Linked DNA regions of Homo sapiens: region 2 is linked to region 1. Evidence: chromatin loops called from intact Hi-C (ENCODE). Cell type or tissue: psoas muscle. All regions are shown on one strand. Each heading gives the region's core, and the rest is flanking DNA. Links, peaks and the distances in the headings are about the cores only.

What was found. A loop is a pair of places that touch in the nucleus more often than their neighbours do. Peaks named below come from ENCODE experiments on the same cell type or tissue, not always from the same donor. Only the 100,000 strongest peaks of a DNase experiment are listed, where the experiment ranks them.
Region 2: a loop joins it to region 1, with 2.5 times the contacts of the local background. A loop is called at or near these places in 9 of 110 quality-filtered maps.

The regions. Positions count from the first base shown.
Region 1 is chr6:15,248,593-15,259,848 of GRCh38, forward strand. All of the region lies in intron 1 of JARID2 (jumonji and AT-rich interaction domain containing 2), which reads left to right. JARID2-AS1 (JARID2 antisense RNA 1) reads right to left here and starts at 104. Exons shown (of 2, transcript NR_120502.1): 1 at 1-104. RefSeq lists a silencer at 1-329 and enhancers at 518-1,359, 3,048-3,823, 5,856-5,925. In psoas muscle, for the core only: a CTCF peak has its summit at 5,553 (motif pointing right); no DNase peak of the experiment used is centred there; H3K27ac peaks cover 5,000 bases.
Region 2 is chr6:15,471,897-15,476,896 of GRCh38, forward strand. The region is part of intron 5 of JARID2 (jumonji and AT-rich interaction domain containing 2); the gene reads left to right. Among named protein-coding and RNA genes, the nearest start is that of DTNBP1-AS1, 72 kb to the right of the region's middle. RefSeq lists an enhancer at 1,541-2,740. In psoas muscle, for the core only: no CTCF peak of the experiment used is centred there; no DNase peak of the experiment used is centred there; H3K4me3 peaks cover 377 bases; H3K27ac peaks cover 4,734 bases.

The sequences.
Region 1 (11,256 bases), core at 3,570-8,569:
AACAGGTTAAGCCGGCGAGACGTCAGCGCGCCCCCTCTCCGCCCCCCGGTTCTTCCCCCGCCGCGCGCCGGCGCCCCAGCCCTTCTTCCCTCCCTCCGCCCCCCGCGGCGCTCGGTTCCCCGACGCTCCCGGCCGCACTCTGTTGTCATTGTGACGTCACAAAGGGACGGGCTCGGGTGGAACCTTCCCCTCCTCCTCCGTGACGTCAAAAGTCGGGCGGGAGGCTCCAGGCGCGGCGGGGCGGCGGGGGGAGGAGGGAGCTGGGCGGGGGCGGGGGCTGCCGCAGAGCCGGGCTGCGGCGTGGGAGGAGGAAGAGGAGGAAGATGCGCTCGGCCTCTGCCTTCCGCTCCGGAGCGTCGCGCTTCCCACCAGGTGAGGGCCGGGGAGCCGTAGGTCCCCAAAGGAGTGCCACTGGACCCTGTTCTGATGCCACTTGGGAAGCGGGGAGCGGGGAGGAGGCGCCTCCTTTCTGCAGGAATGTTTTCACTTCCTCTGTTCCAGGTCTCCTGATGGTGTTGCATTACTAGCGTGGTGCATGTGTCCCCTCTCCAGTGCTTATGTAAAGAAATGAAAGTATTCAGGGAAAGCTGTGCTTTGTTGGAGGACCGCGTTGTGGATTTGGCCACCTTGTCACTTGAAGTCGTGTTAGGGGTGCTTCAGCAGGATGTGGCCGGATGCCTTTCATGATGATGCTGCACAGCAGCAACTGTTGCTCTTTCTGGAAGCTTTGTGGTACTACGGTGGGGGGGCTTTCCTTTGCTGTGCCGGCTCTGTACCTACTGACTGTTATTTTGGGGGGCTGGACCAAAGGAAGACTTGTCATTGATAAATGTACTGAGAAGAGCACAGGACTCCTTTAAGTCTCAAGGTGCTCTGGGCTTAGTTCTTCTGAGCAGGGAAACCAGAGGCTGGCGTTCTGTTTTCTCTTTTGTAAAATGGAAAAATACCTGCCATTGCCACTTAACTAAGTCACTGAAAAGATCATGTGCATGGAAGATGTAAAACAGTATGCCTCTTTATAAGTAAGGTGGCATTATTACTTGAGCTGGTGGAAGGCAGCACGTTTCCCACAATTGGTCTCAAAAGCCCGGGATGCCTGCTGAGTTGCCATTTAGTTTATTACCTTAGCAAAGCAGAGTTGGGGGTGCGATTGTCGATAGTAGGCTTTGGGAGAAATGATTGTTATATTTCGTAATAAATGATGTCCTTGAGAAACTCATAAGTTGCAGTGTAATCCTGTCTTAATTGTGTTGAGCACGACTCCCACTGCAATACCTTAAATAACTGAAAACATTTGCCTTTGAAAGCCCCAATCGACTTGGACAATAAAAACAGTTGCATGTTTTGCTCTAGAGATATTTTCTGCCGTTTCCATCATTCCACTGCCTGGTTATTCCTAGGGAGAATAACAGATAGGATACTGGGGCTTCACCACTATTTGATCAGGTATCAGTTTGAAATAGAGAATCTCTGCCTTATGAAGATAGTAATTCCTGTAGTTAGCATGAAAACAAATTGCCAGTTTGATTTTCTAGGACAGCTCAAGCAGAATTTGTACCACTAGGCTGTAAGTTTTAAGTATCTAATTTTCTGATTTGAAAGTGTATGATTTAAAAATTGGAAAAAGTTTTTGTTATAAGCTTCAAAAGGATTTACTATAATTACAACTACGTAAAATTACAAAGAAAAAAGTAGGAAGAACACAAAATATACAGTGGTTGGATTTATGAGGTTTTTTGTTTTAAAACTTATTCATCACAAATTGTTCAGTCACGTTATTTTACAGTTGGTGGGGTGGTGGGGAAATTTGCACGTTATTTTATTGCTGTATTTTTTCTTTCCTGGGATGTTTACGTGGCTTTTCAGTTACTTGTTTCTAGTAGTGGAAAATCTTGCTCTGTGTTACTTAGGTGCAGGGCAGTGGCAGTTTAGCTCCTATCACTGTACAGGGACAGTATGGAAGGAAGACACAATGAAGTCCAAAGTGTCACTAAAATTTGAAAGAAAAATTATGTCGACAAGTAATCCAACTTGGTTTATTATCCAGGTTATATTATTTTACAGTAGGCTAATACCTAACTTGTGTGTCCCTGTAGCCACTGGCCCAAATAGACAACTAGAATTATTTGGTACTCGGTAATGCCTGTTTCCTCATAGTGGGTTAAACCAGTCCCTGTTGCTGGGCTGAAGGCTATTGACGCACTTCCAAGTGCCTTGGAAATAACTCCAGTGTTAATATATACCGTACTCCAAATGTTAAACTTTCCTCCTTCAGAACAAGACAATCTTTTGGAGTATATAATTGGTGTCTGTTACCTTCAAAATGGAACTTTTTTTTTTTTTTCAGAGAAGACACGAGAATGTCATATTAAAAGCGTAGTTCGTTAAAACACTTGGTGAAGGCTAACCTAGAGAGCATTTGTTTTTTTGTTTCCTTTTTTTTTTGAGACAGGGTCTTGCTCAGCCACCCAGGCTGGAACGCAGTGGTTCCTCACTGCAACCACTGTCTTCCGGGTTCAATCGATTCTCCTGTCTCAGCCTCCCGAGTAGGTGGGATTACAGGCACCCCCTATCATGTCCGGCTAATTTTTGTATTTTAGTAGAGATGGAGTTTCATTTCACCATATTGGCCTAGCTGGTCTTGAACTCCTGACCTCAGGTGATCTGCCCGCCTTGGCCTCCCAAAGTGCTGGGATTACAGGCGTGAGCCACTGCACCCAGCCAGCTGAACATTTTTAAGCTAGTGGTTTGCCCTTGCTCATGATGGTGTGAGGACTCACACTCCTGACATTGTCTGAATTCTGGCTGCATTGCTCTGATCATCCTGATGTTACTGGTCCACGTCTCCCCCAGGATTACAGTAGTAGCAGCTCTACTAACCACCTTTTGTCTACCCATCCTGCTTGCCCTGTTGGCTGCAGTATGTCCTGACTGATATCCCAGGATACAGGTCCTGGCCACCTCTGGGATGTACCTCTGTCCCCTTTGGCTTTCACCCAGAAGTCTTGCCAAGTGTCAGTTGTTTGTTCCCAAATCTGGTTATTCCAGTTGGGCTTATTATTGTAATTACAGTTAAGTATTATGTCAACCTTGAAACAGTGTGAAAAAGAGCGTGGTGGCTCATGCCTGTAATCCCAGCACTTTGGGAGGCTGAGGTGGGCGGATCATGAGGGTCAGGAGTTCAAGCCCAGCCTGACCAACATGGTGAAACCCCGTCTCTACTAAAAATACAAAAATTACCCGGGCATGGTGGCGCATGCCTGTAATCCCAGCTACTCGGGAGGCTGAGGCAGCAGAATTACTTGAACCCAGGAGGCGGAGGTTGCGGTGAGCCGCTTGAACCTGGGAGGCGGAGGTTGCAGTGAGCCGCTTGAACCTGGGAGGCGGAGGTTGCAGTGAGCTGAGATCCTGCCACTGCGTTCCAGCCTGGGCAAAAGAGTGAGACTCCATTCAAAAAAAAATGTGGGCCAGACATTTTTAAGATGTTTGGGAAAATCTGAAAGGACTGTCCACACACATTGCTTTGCAAGTGATTCCCTTTTAAGAACCAAACTTCAGTTATGCCCAGACTTCCCCAACAATCAAAACAGCATAATGTAGAACAACAGAACGTTCAGAGACTTAAGCTCAGAAAGAAGACCCATGGCCTCATATCAAAAAAACCGTAATTAAAAGTAGATTTGTCTGTCAGTTAATACAAAATGTTAGGGAATACCTTTTTTTTTTAAAAATTGTTTGTTATCTAACAAACTTGTTCCCATTAACTAACCAACTTCTGGTTCTTGTCATCTCTGATAAGAGTGCTTCCAACTGTGTTTAGCCTTAATCCCCGCATGCTAAACTGGACTCCCTGTCTGCTTCATGCCATGTAACATGTAAAGTGTGGATCAGTTTAAAGTAGTCCTACTGAGGTGATTGTATTACTTTTGGAGTTAAAATAATTGTGCCATTTACTGAGTGGCAGGGAGCAGAAAGATTAGTAATTTTGCACCTAATTCATGGAGTTCAGAAGCTTCTATCTTGTAATCTGGCAACTTTAATTATATATTGTTTTACTTATGAGATATTGTGGAAGGTCTGTTCCATTTTAAATCCTTAAGCCTTACCTGTTAATAAAAATGAAACCAAATGAATCTGTTTTTTCATGTGCTCAATTATCTTTCGTTTTTTTTCCGTCCTCCAGATAACTGTACTCTTTATATCCTGTGACTCCCTAAGACAAGCCTCAATTGCTTTTCCAGGCCCCCAGTCTTTGTTTTTCTGATTCCTTTTGTCCATAAACCTTTTCCATACTTGCCTCACCCTTGCAGGCATCTTTTATTCTAGGAGGTGAGAACTCCGTGGTATCTGTCTACATTTTTGTAGAAGAAGAGTGAGCGAGATTTTATTCTCATTATCCTTCTAGGTTTTAATCTTTCTTGGGACTTCAGACAATCCTATAACCTTCTGCCAGCTTCAGGTTTTTTTAATAAGGATTTTTTTTTTTGAGACAGAGGAGTCTCTCTCTCTCACCCAGGCTGGAGTGCAGTGGCGTGGTCTCTGTTCACTGCAGCCTCCAGCTCCTGGGTTCAAGCTATTCTCCCGCCTCAGCCTCCCGAGTAGCTGGGACTAACCAGCGTGTGCCACCACACCCGGCTCATTTTTGTATTTTTAGTAAAGACGGGGTTTCACTATGTTGGCCAGGCTGGTATTGAACTCCTGACCTCATGATCTGCCCACCTCAGCCTCCCAAAGTGTTGGAATTACAGGCGTGAGCCACCGTGCCTGGCCAAATAAGGATTTTTAAAATGCAGTTCTGATTCAGAATAAAATTATCGAAAGTGGAGCTGACCTGTCATTTTGCTCTTGGTGGAAGACTCATGTTTCCAGGACTTCCTGTTCCTGTCACTTCTTGCAGGTGGCTTTTGTCTTTCTTGCTCTCTTAGGCTGTAGGAAAGAGCCCACGCAGATTGTTCCAGAGGGCAAAGTATAGATCATTCCTGCGTGAGCAGCGACTGGCAGCTCGACTACCACTCTGGGTTTCTGGTTTTTTTTTTACACTTGTACCACAGTTTGTCTTGCCACAGATTTTACTATTTTAAGGGTGCTGCCCACCTCTACTGGGGTTCTTTTTTCCATTTGAAGAAATGTCCCAGAAAAGCATGGATTATAGAAAACACCTCCAGATGACGACACAACACCCACTTCTCTTAACGGGATTGTGAAGAGAGGACTCAGTCAATTCTGAAATAACCGCCTACATTGTGAGTTTGTCTGAGAAAAGGGGTTTTTGAGTCCATTTTATAGATGAGACAAGTAAGGTGAAAAACCAGTCAGATGGTTAGTTTTCTGAATTTGCTCCCCCCTTTTGAGTTCAGAGGACATAGAAGTAACATGAACGATCAGTGGAGCCCCAAAAAGGGGAGAAGAAAAGGTTGTAAAAGGGACTGTTGGCAGCCTTTGGAGAGGCTTTTTGCTTGGGAAAGTTGGAAGGGAGGGCAGTTTTGTCAGAAGTGTCCGTCTTCCCTGCATGTTTGTATTTGTTGTTTTTTGAAGAACCAGTTGGTGGAGCTACCCCCTTATACCCAGCTGGCTGTCTCTTTGAGTCATCATTGGAAGACTGACATCCCGTGTCCCTTGGGACTGGATGGTTTGTGCTCTTCTAGTTTTACAAATGCCCCCACCACATTCTTGGGTGTATCTGAGGCCCAGTGTGGGCTGCAGTTCTCCAGACTTGCAGGAACCAGTTTGATTTCCCAGGGCTGTTGACTTTTTCTTGTACTTGTATCATTGCCCCTGACTTTGAGGCTTAGGGGACCATGGAGCACTGGGGAAATCATATGCCCTCAGTCCTCACTAGGGGCTGGGCCATCCATTAAACAAAGGCTGTCCAGATGTGTTAATGAGGCGGTGTGAGTAATGGGAACATTATACATGATTACTTACATAATCATGGGACAGATGCGGGTGTTAGAGAAAGAGGAACCCTACTGGTAGAAGTTTTTGAGAGCTATTCTTGAGAGCTGGTGCTGCCTAAAAGGTCTCAATTGGATTTTAAGTTCTAATTTTGTAAGTCTGTCAAGCTCCACCACCCATGAAGAGGAAGGCCAGTGAACACTGAAATATTATCAACAGCAGTGTTTATTTACCATGCTCCTAGAAGGTTAACAAAATACATAGCCACAGGGCCGGGCGCGGTGGCTCATGCCCGTAATCCCAGCACTTTCGAAGGCCGAGGTGAGCGGATCACTTCAGGTCAGGAGTTCTAGACTAGCCTGGCCAACATGGTGAAACTCCGTCTCTACTAAAAATGCAAAAAAGTTAGCCAGGCGTGGTGGTGGGCACCTGTAATCCCAGCTACTTGGAAGGCCGAGGCAGGAGAATTACTTGAGGAGGATGGAGGTTGCAGTGAGGTGAGTGAGACTCTGTCTCCAAAAAAAACAAAACAAAAAACAAAAAAAAAACACCACAAAAACACACAAAAACAACCACTGTGTAACCACAGTTTTGCCCCTCCATACTCCCAGTAAGAGTCTTCCGTCATACACATTGGTAAACTAGGAATTCTTTTTTTTTTTTTTTTTTTTTGAGACGAGTCTCACTTTGTTGCCAGGCTGGAGTACAGTGGCGCTATCTCATTTTCCTGCCTCATCCTCTCGAGTAGCTGGGACTACAGGCACACACGACCATGCCCAGCTAATTTTTGTATTTTTAGTAGAGACGGGGTTTCACCCTGTTGGCCAGGATGGTCTCTATCTCTTGACCTTGTGATCAGCCCGCCTCAGCCTCCCAAAGTGCTGGGATTACAGGCGTGAGCCACTGCGCCTGGCCCAATTAGGAATTCTTAACAGTAACTTTTTTTCGGGGGAGGTGAGGAGGAGGAGTGAAAAGGATAGGTTGTGTGACTCTTGTCTACCTGGAGACCTGGTTTACTGGGACAGGAGAATGTGGGAGATCTTCTGACACCCAGTTTATTGATCTCTTAAAATCTTGGTGGTTCTGTCTCCATTATTTCCCAGCCACCATTTTGGTGAGAGCTTGGTCTGAAGTGGTAGTGTATTATCTGTTGGTTCTCTCTCGGTTTCAGCCAGCTGTTAGAGTGTTTGGTGCCTGTGGGGGCAGAAACAGGTGCCAGGAGGAAATGAGAAGGGATTAGGGCTGAGCATGTGTTTCTTGCATTTAGTCCTTCTATAGGTTTGCAGAAGGGGGCTGAGTGAATGCTTATTCTGTTAAGCAGCAGACTTTTGTGCTTTGTGTATATGCCTTATTACTGCTACTAAATGGACCTAAGTAATGAAATGCCTCAGATTTGGACAGGCTTGTGAATATATGGGGTACCTCTGCAGTAATGGACAAGGTTGGGAATGTGAGCCTACTTCAAGTTTGGCCTTGTGTTAAACTGGCTGTGTGACTCCAGGCAGGCTATACAACCTCGCTGAGCTATTTCCTCATCTGGACAACTTATTTCATGCACTTCACAGGCTTGTTGCTGGGAGAGGCAGGGGAATTTTTGATGTGAAAGCACTTTGTAAACTGCATACTGCTGCACAAATGCTCAAGGTATTATTACCCAGTTGGAAATCACCAACCTGGAGACATCAGGCCTGCCGGCGGCCTTCCTAGCTGACTCAGATATAAATGAATCAAATGAATTCTGCACTTTGATTCTTAATAAAGCAAGCTGATAGCAAGTAGCAGATGCACATTGGGAAACAGAACAAGGCTTTACGGATTAGAAGGTGATGTAATCACCTTCTACCTCTGTCCTATATTAGCCAACACTTGACTCCTAAATACACCTGGATGGTGAATTGGAAAGAGGGATAGATTGAGAATTAAGACTGGAGTGGCACTGAATCTGTGCACGAAGATGTTTAAAGAAGACATAGTCCTTGAAATTAAAAATCTGATTATGATGTGAACACAATTCTTTAGTGGCTCTCTGGTCCTCAGGATCGAATCTAAACCAACTTTGTTCCCAGCCCTTCTTGATGTACTCTGGGCTTATCCTGCCACCCATCCACTTCACACATCCGGGGCTTCAGCTGAGCCCAGCATTTTATTCCTCTACTTGCTTGGTGAATGGATTGCCTGAGGAGCCCACCGTGTTTGTCTGAAGCCTGTCACCCTGTTCACCCCGTCTGGCAGAGCCAGGCTCTTTCTCCCTGTTGGCTGGTCTCCTCGCACTTTATTTTTAGGTGCTGGAGTTATTTGCTTACATGTCTCTCACCCTATTAACCCCACAAGAGTAGGGGCTGAATTTATGTCATTGTAGGTCAATGTTAATGTCTAATACATAGTATACATTCTAGGAATATTTGAGTTCAAGTTTGGTGGAGTATTTCGAGTACTACTTAGTAGTGGGAGGGAATCGGTATGAATCTAGTGCAAAAAGATAGACTTAACTGATCACAATTTTGGACGCTATAATTTTATAGTTGAGAATTCCTGAGGTTTCTAGTACTGTTGTAAAGTGACCTGCTTGTGGTCGCATATTTTATCAGACACAGCTGGGGCATGAAATCCAGGTCCTGATACAGTAGAAGGCCCTCTCTGTTACTGCCTTTGGAAATACTTTTCTTTTCAGGGGGATTTTCAGTTATTCATGGTAACTGCAGTAATTGATTCATTTTCATGGAAAAATAAAATCCACGTGTAATCCCCATACCTAATTAAGCCAATAGCATTTTACTGTTGTGCAGATGGCCTTTTTTGCTTAATAAGAAGTGATTCAAATCAGACAAGTACTCAAAAGATAGAAATCATTGAAATCACATACTGGACATTCCTCTACTTGCACATACAGTTTTATATATATGGGCCATACTCTTTAAGTGCTGTATTTTTGTTACCTCCTGTTTGCATTTATAACTTGTCATGGTAATCAAAGACAGTGATTTTTAATGGCTTCAAGGCCGTTGGTTGATAGTTACCACTATTTTCTTGACTCATCTCTTCGGGATGGGTTTTTCACAGATTTGGGGCTGTTGTACAAAATGATGCATGCAGCCTGCTTTGCACGTGTCTGTTTGCACTCAACTCTAAATTCTTACTGTGAAATTACTGACTTAGAAGTGCCCGTATTTACGTTTTGATCTTTCCTAGTACATTGCTTTCTTGGAGAGAGGCTATACTAATTTACAGTCCCACAGGTAGTACACGTTAGGCCAGCGGGTTGGTTGGTTTGTTGGCTTTTAAAAAACAATACAGGCATTTGTAACAAGTAGTAAAGATGTCAGTTGAGTTTTATTTAAGTTTCTATTTTCTTCCTGTGTCCTCTCTCAGGGCATTTAGAACTAAATGAGATAAGATATGTGAAAGCACTTTGTAAAACAAAATTGCTCTAAGAACACAATGTGTTATTAGTCAGAACAGCTCCAGAAGGGAAGGGAAAGGGAGAGCCTTGGGTAATTGTACAATGATGTTCTTATTCTTATATGTATGAAATGCTTTTTGTTGTGAGGACATAGAGATACTTAAGTAATAAAGATGACCCCCAATCACATTGTTTTCATATGTGATCTCAGCCTTGTTTGTGAGGTGGGCTTTGTATATTTACGAAGATCCCTTTGGGCTGTGGCTTGGAAGACTGTTCAGTTAAATACAGCTGGCATTTTTTGGTTGCTTACCATGTTCTGACACTGTGTTGGGAGTTTGAAAATACGACATTGCCCTTGTCTGAGGGGCATTTACAGTTTAGTTGGCAGCAGGGATGTGAAACAATGGGAGGAGAGCACTGGCTTTGGAGTCAGTCTGAAGTTGAGGATCTCTGCTCTGTCATCTTGGGTAGATCACTTCACCTCTCCAGGTCTCAGTTTCTTCATCTTTGAAAGGGGGAGAATTGTGCCTTCATTATTGGCCTCTCAAGGTCATTTTGTGGGAGGCTGAATCAAATGTTAAAGTGTGAAGTGCTTTATGAACTGTGACTATAGCCGGACGTGGTGGCTCACACCTGTAATCCCAGCACTTTGGGAGGCCAAGGCGGGCGGATCACAAGGTCAGGAGTTTGAGGCCAGCCTGACTAACATGGTGAAAACCTGTCTCTACTGAAAATACAAAAATTAGCCAGGTGTGGTGGCAAGCGCCTGTAATCCCAGCTACTTGGGAGGCTGAGGCAGGAGAATTGCTTGAACCCAGGAGGCAGAGGTTGCAGTGAGCCGAGATTGCGCCACTGCACTCCAGCCTGGGCAACAGAGTAAGATCCTGTCTCAAAACAAAACAAAACAGCAGAACACCAACTGTGACTATTTAGACCATGTTATTATAAGTCTTACAGATTCTTGTGGCTGTAATTCTCCAAGTGCAAGATTGAAGAGGAAACTGTTTCTGGGTCATCTGTGCTGATTATAGTATATCCCAGTTGTTCGAGGAAGAGGATAGAAATTCAGATAATAAGGGTGCTTAGCACCTTTCCTTCTCACCAAGGCTTGGTTTTTCTTCCTAACTTATGGAAAAATGCAGTGTGAGTCTCTTTACACCCAGACATATTTTTGGATGGATGGGATTTTTATCTTCCCTCTGCCTTCCCTGGTTTGTGAGGATGAGGGTAGTGTTCACAGTGTGACTAAGAAGCAGCATGACTTTTTTGCATACTTTTGAATGAACTACTTTGCCTGCCTTTTATTCTCCAGGCAAGATGTACCCTTAGAGATGAGGTGGAACCTAACACTTGGTTTTACCTAAATTGCCTCCTTTTCCATTCTTACACTGCCCAGAGCACTAAAGCTCTGTTTGTTCTATTTTCAGCTTGTAATAATGTCTTGATGTTGGAGGATGAAAGAGCTGATGTGAATAGAAGGCATTTAATAAGGAGTCATGGTCTGGAGTCCCAGTCAAATTGGTAGCACATGGTTTTCATCTGCCTTGAAGGGCTTGGTTGCATGGTCTTGCCTTCCCAGAGCTGTGACAGCACCAGGCTGGACCCTATACACAATGCCACATCTCCTTCTCAAACTGATGATTTGGAGTGGCAAATGCCACTGGCTTTGAGAGATGCCAAAAGAATGGTGGACTTGGCTTCTTAATCTTTTGAAGATCATAAAATGTTTGCTAGGGCTCGCTCATCTGCACTTAGGACAGGGGTTAGATGGGTATGTTGGGGAGATGAGGTTATTTTAGTGGGGTTTGGTTAACGTTCAGTTTTAACCACTGTTCAGCCTTCTCACTGGGACTCCTAGCTGGTTACATTTTTTTGATGGGGGTTACTTTTATATATTTATGTATTTATGCCCCTCATTCTAAAAAAGGATTTTAAAGCCACGATGAGCTGTCATTCCA
Region 2 (5,000 bases), core at 1-5,000, 220 kb after region 1:
ACTATCTATAGATACATATCTCTGTGCATTTACACAGATGAACTTCTGAGTTTCAAAAATCTTAGGAGATTCTACTTTTTCATTTTTTATTGTTTAAAATTTAAAATTTTATTTAAAAATTTTTTTAATTTTAAAATTAAAAATTTAATGCCTGTTAATTCAGATATTTCCAGGAACAGTGTTGGGATTTTTTTGTCCCCTCATGAATTTTGATGTCTCTCGGTGAGGGGCTGGTAGGATAGTGTGAATCCTGGCTCCAGGCTGGGAAGACTAGGTGGAATGAGTGGTCTTGGGTAAGCACCGACACACCCACCTCCTACTGCTGTTTCTGAGTTGTGCCCTTGCCCTCCTTGCTGTCCCTCTTCCGCCCTGTCTCTTCTGTCATCCTTTCTTTTACAATAGAGTCACAGCATCAGATAGAGGAGCTGCAGGAAGCATACCCAAACCAGCTGAGCTTAGTAAGGGGACTAACTTCACTGAAATGTACAAACCTTTCTGTGCTTCCTTTTCTGAGACTTGTAGATAACCAAACTGAAAGGCCTTTCTCACATCCCTGAGCAGCTGGCTTATAATTTTAATTAGATTGATGTCATCTGTGATTAGGCCTGCCCCCAACCTCCAAGTGTCTACCATTTTGATTATGTCGTATTTGAATTGTGAATGGGTTTTCTTTGATTTCAACCCAGCAGAGTCCCAGAACTACCATCTTGGGAGAAGCCATGGGGCTGTGCAGTCTGTTTGCCTGCACCTGAACTTCAGGGGAAGTTTGGTGGGGGGATTGTTGCAGGCCCAAGAGACCTGTATTTAGATCTGTCCAGACTGCAGTCCTTCTTGCTGTCCCATTCTGTTGTCCAGAGTCACCAGCCATTTCCCTGTTCAGTCTGTGTTAGGCCTGCCCGTTCCTGAGCAGGCACTCACTTCCTGGGCATGTCCCTCTGCAATTTAATTCATTGCTCTTCAGCAGCGTCATAGGGAAGTTTGAATCTTATTTAGTCTGAGGTTTTCTTTCTATTGCTATGCCTGGGCATTTTTTAGATCTTAACCTGGTCAGAAAAATTCCATTTCCTGTGCAAGTCAAAGAGACAAGCACGAAACCAACTCCACTAGAATTTTTCCTACAGAATTTGTGAGTTTTTAGCAAATGTGAATACCCGTGTTAGGAAAGATTTCATATTTACATGTTCCCGAAATTGCTGTATTTGTGGAGGATTTGGAGAGAGCTCAAACTCATTTTATTGTGATAAGTGCTGAAACATAATCATAGAATCTTTGCCATGTTAACAGTGGTGAATGATATTAACCATTTATGGAGTTACCTTTTCTCTCCTAAATCAAATAAGATTAACTTCTGTATAAATGAGAAAAATGTAAGCCCCTGTGCTGACGTAAGCGCTCTGAAAGATAGCACAGATGAACACGGCAATAGGATCTACCCACAAGGAGCTAATGGGAGATGATGTCTCCTGGCACATCTGTCAGAAACGTCAGAAGACATTCAGGTCTTTACGTGTGTTTCTCCTGATGAAACAGGTTTCAGTGTCTCATTCATCTTTGTCATTCCCTGTCACTTGGTGATGCTACCTGGGTGACTTGTCTCCCTTGTCTTCTGATGTGCGTGCCCCCCCCCCCCCCCCGCTTTGTGTCCTGCCACCCACCTCACACCCATATACCAAGGTCCTTAAGAGGGGGGTGGTGTGATCGTTGGGGCTCCATTAAGACATTTTGTAGTTTTTGTGTATATTTATGGGTTTTATGTATTTGTTGTCCCTTTGTAGGCATCCGAGTACCAAGTCTTTTGTGAAGTCATATGAAAAGAAAAAATCCCCACAAGCCACTACCTGGGATATAGGTCTCTGCAGAGTCCTTCCTGCTGTTGCCACATGGCTTGAATGGCCTTGGAAGCCAAAGAGTAACAATCCACAGGATGTCAGTGCTTCCTTATGACGCCAGTGGAGGGAATGGAATAAAGCCAGCTTAGTAATATACAGGCCACTTGGAATGCTCCTCCGATTTCAAATGACCCGGGGGAACATGGTGGTTTCGTGAAACCAAAGTCAGCTTTGAAGAAAGCTAATGTCAGCCTCAGGTTCAGGCAGTACTGTAGAAGAACACTGAGCTCTCAGTAGCTGGCTAGCTGTGCTGCCTTCCCCAGTCTATTTCACATCCGCTTTTATATCAAGGCAGATGACAAGGAAACAAACTGACGTCAGTTTATTAAAGGAAACACTTGTGATATTGGGAGTAATCCCTCAGGCAAGAGGTGCTAATTGAACCTAAGAGTATTTCTGAAGTTACTATTTTCAACAGTAGAGAAGGAAATTATTGATCATCTCATCCAAAATTGATAAAAACCTAAGTGTAGCAGTCTTTCAAAATTAAATATTCTCAGCTGTGGAATATTCTCATGCCCAACATTGCTACTTCCTCAACCATTTCTAGATGATTAAAATTACACTGTAATGCCATGTTGCTCAATATGCATATTTGTTGTCATTTTTGTCTGTTCATTTCTTAGGAATGTCTTTGCCACCATCGAACAGTCATCAGGAACTTAGTTGCATGCCTTTTTTTTTTTTTTTTTAGCTACTCGTTAGCTTGTGTGTTCTTGGGCAAGGTATTTACTTAGCTTCTCTGATTCTTAATTTCTACTTCTGTGAAATCAGCATGATAGAGTAGATTAGCATTAATTTGTCCAGTCATTGATTCATTTATATCCCAGCATAAGGAAACAATGAGGCTGTATCATGGGCAGCAGTAGAGCCATTCAGATCTCTAATGGTGGATGCCAGCCATTGTTATATGTTCAAGGAAAATGACATTTCCAAGATCACTATTCAGCTGGGTGAAGGTTCCCAACTAAAATTTTGTCCCTGTAATCCATTCTTCTTTCCCTGAGATAATAGTGACTTGTCCAGATTAAAACTTTTATATCCCACCGTGTCTTCAACCCCATTTACATTGCTATCTATACTTTGTTTTCTTCATTCTTTTATAACCCTTAGGAAAACTGGTGTACTGTTGCATCCTCCAAGCAAAGGCTGAGTTGCTGAAAGTCAGTAATAATCCCGGTTGACACCAGTCGTTTACACAAGAATCCTCCAAGTGGTCAGACTGCTGGGATCACCTAGAGCTTTGTTTTCATGTGTAATAAATACAGATCAAATGTTGGCAACAGTTCCCATGGCAGCTAAAAGTTCTTTCCTGCAAAATTTCACTGAGGTCCATTTCTCTGTAAGTTTAGAGCGGAATTCCTAGAAATTTCTTATAATGGGATTTCATTATGAGTATCCATCAGTCATCAAAGGGAGTATTTATTTAAATGTGACATAATATAAAATGAAACAGATCTTCCTATAGAGGGTTCCTTGCAATAAAAAGGCAATCAGGCACCAGTGCCTTGCAAATCTAATGAAGCTTGGAGCTCTGCAGGTGCAGGTGCTGTCAGAAAAGAGGTTAGCAATTTTCTGAACCTGAAGAAGGCCTCTTCTGAACTGCAGACAGAGGAAAGAGTCCTGGAGAGCACCACATCTCAGGCCACATCAGGTGCTGTGGAACTGCCAGGGAGGCCCAGGTCCTCGCTTCGCCGTGCAACTAGCATTTTCTCTTGCATAATCGCCTACCACCTGTTCTTCAACATAAACCCACTAGCCCCACATTGTGCCATGAGACAAGGCACCTGAGCCAGGCCGTGCTGCACCTGCGACCTCAGGAAGCTGTGATGCTCTGCCCTTACCCCTGTTCCCTGATTTTGGAGTGCCTTGGTGAATAGAAGCAAAACACGAGCTGTGCTTTTAGATGAAAATAAGTTCTCTGGCTGCATGGAAAGAACGGTTTGGATATAGTTAGTTAAGAAGGTGAGAGCTCAGTCTTCCCTCCTCACACCTCAGTTTTACTCCCTCATTTTTTGAAAACATTCAAATATAGAGGCAGATGATCTTCGTGTCCTTTTGGTTTCTGACTTGGGTGAAGAAGGCACAGGTCTTAAAATAGGTTTTCTTGCAGGGAGAACCTGGGTGAGGGCATCACGATTGTGTATTCAAGCAACTGCTCAGAATTGTTAATCTTTCACAAGCGAAAGGGGAGAGCAAGCTGGTTGTTTTGTGACTTTTCCATTACAGGGTATTTCTCTTATCAGATTTGTGCTTTTCCCTATTTTGTATGCTCGAGCTGTTGAGGCGTGTCAGGAAATCTAGCAACATCTGTATCCTCCCCAGAGGGATCACCCCTGCTGAAATGTGGGGAGATAAACACACAGAAAACAAAAGTATGGAAAACTGATGCTTTACCACTGGGGTGGGTTTGGCCAATATTTTAATTAGGCCACATTTCAAGGAGAACAGCTTTATTTCAGCAGCTAGCTGAAGAACCTAGAACCCAGACTGCCAGGGGTGTCCTGTTTCATCTTGTTTCTCCACAAAAGAGCAGAGTGGCTCTGGTCATGGAGCCGGGACCTCTGGCCTCATGGCAGAGGTGGCAGGAGAGGACACACACACCATCCACAGTGTCCTGCCATCAGCTTCCACATGGGCCTGAGACTGTACCCTTCTTCCTCCGAGCAGGAGTCCTGATGCCAGTAGTTTCCTGCAAGAGCCTGCTGTCCCCAGGCAGATGTTTTGTTTTGCAAACATTACACAGGACTCTAATGTGCTCATTTGTAATCCACTGAACATCCTAATGGAAATGGATTTATTAAAATATATAATCTGAAATGATTTGGACAGCATCACATGAGCTTTTAACCTTGGGTTAGCACTCAAGGGTTACAATAACAATGCTTCCAGCAACTTCTATTTCAATAGCACATCAGAGTTTCCAAAATACTCTTCCATATACAGAATCTCAAATGATTCTAAAAATGGAGCCCTTAGGTAATGACTATTTGGAAACCAAATAACACAATCAGAACACTGCTTCATGGGTATTTATATTACAAGTTGATATTTGAGATGCCTAGATTTTTCTTAAGCTCTCATAATTGGTTATTTTTTCCAGGGGGTAAG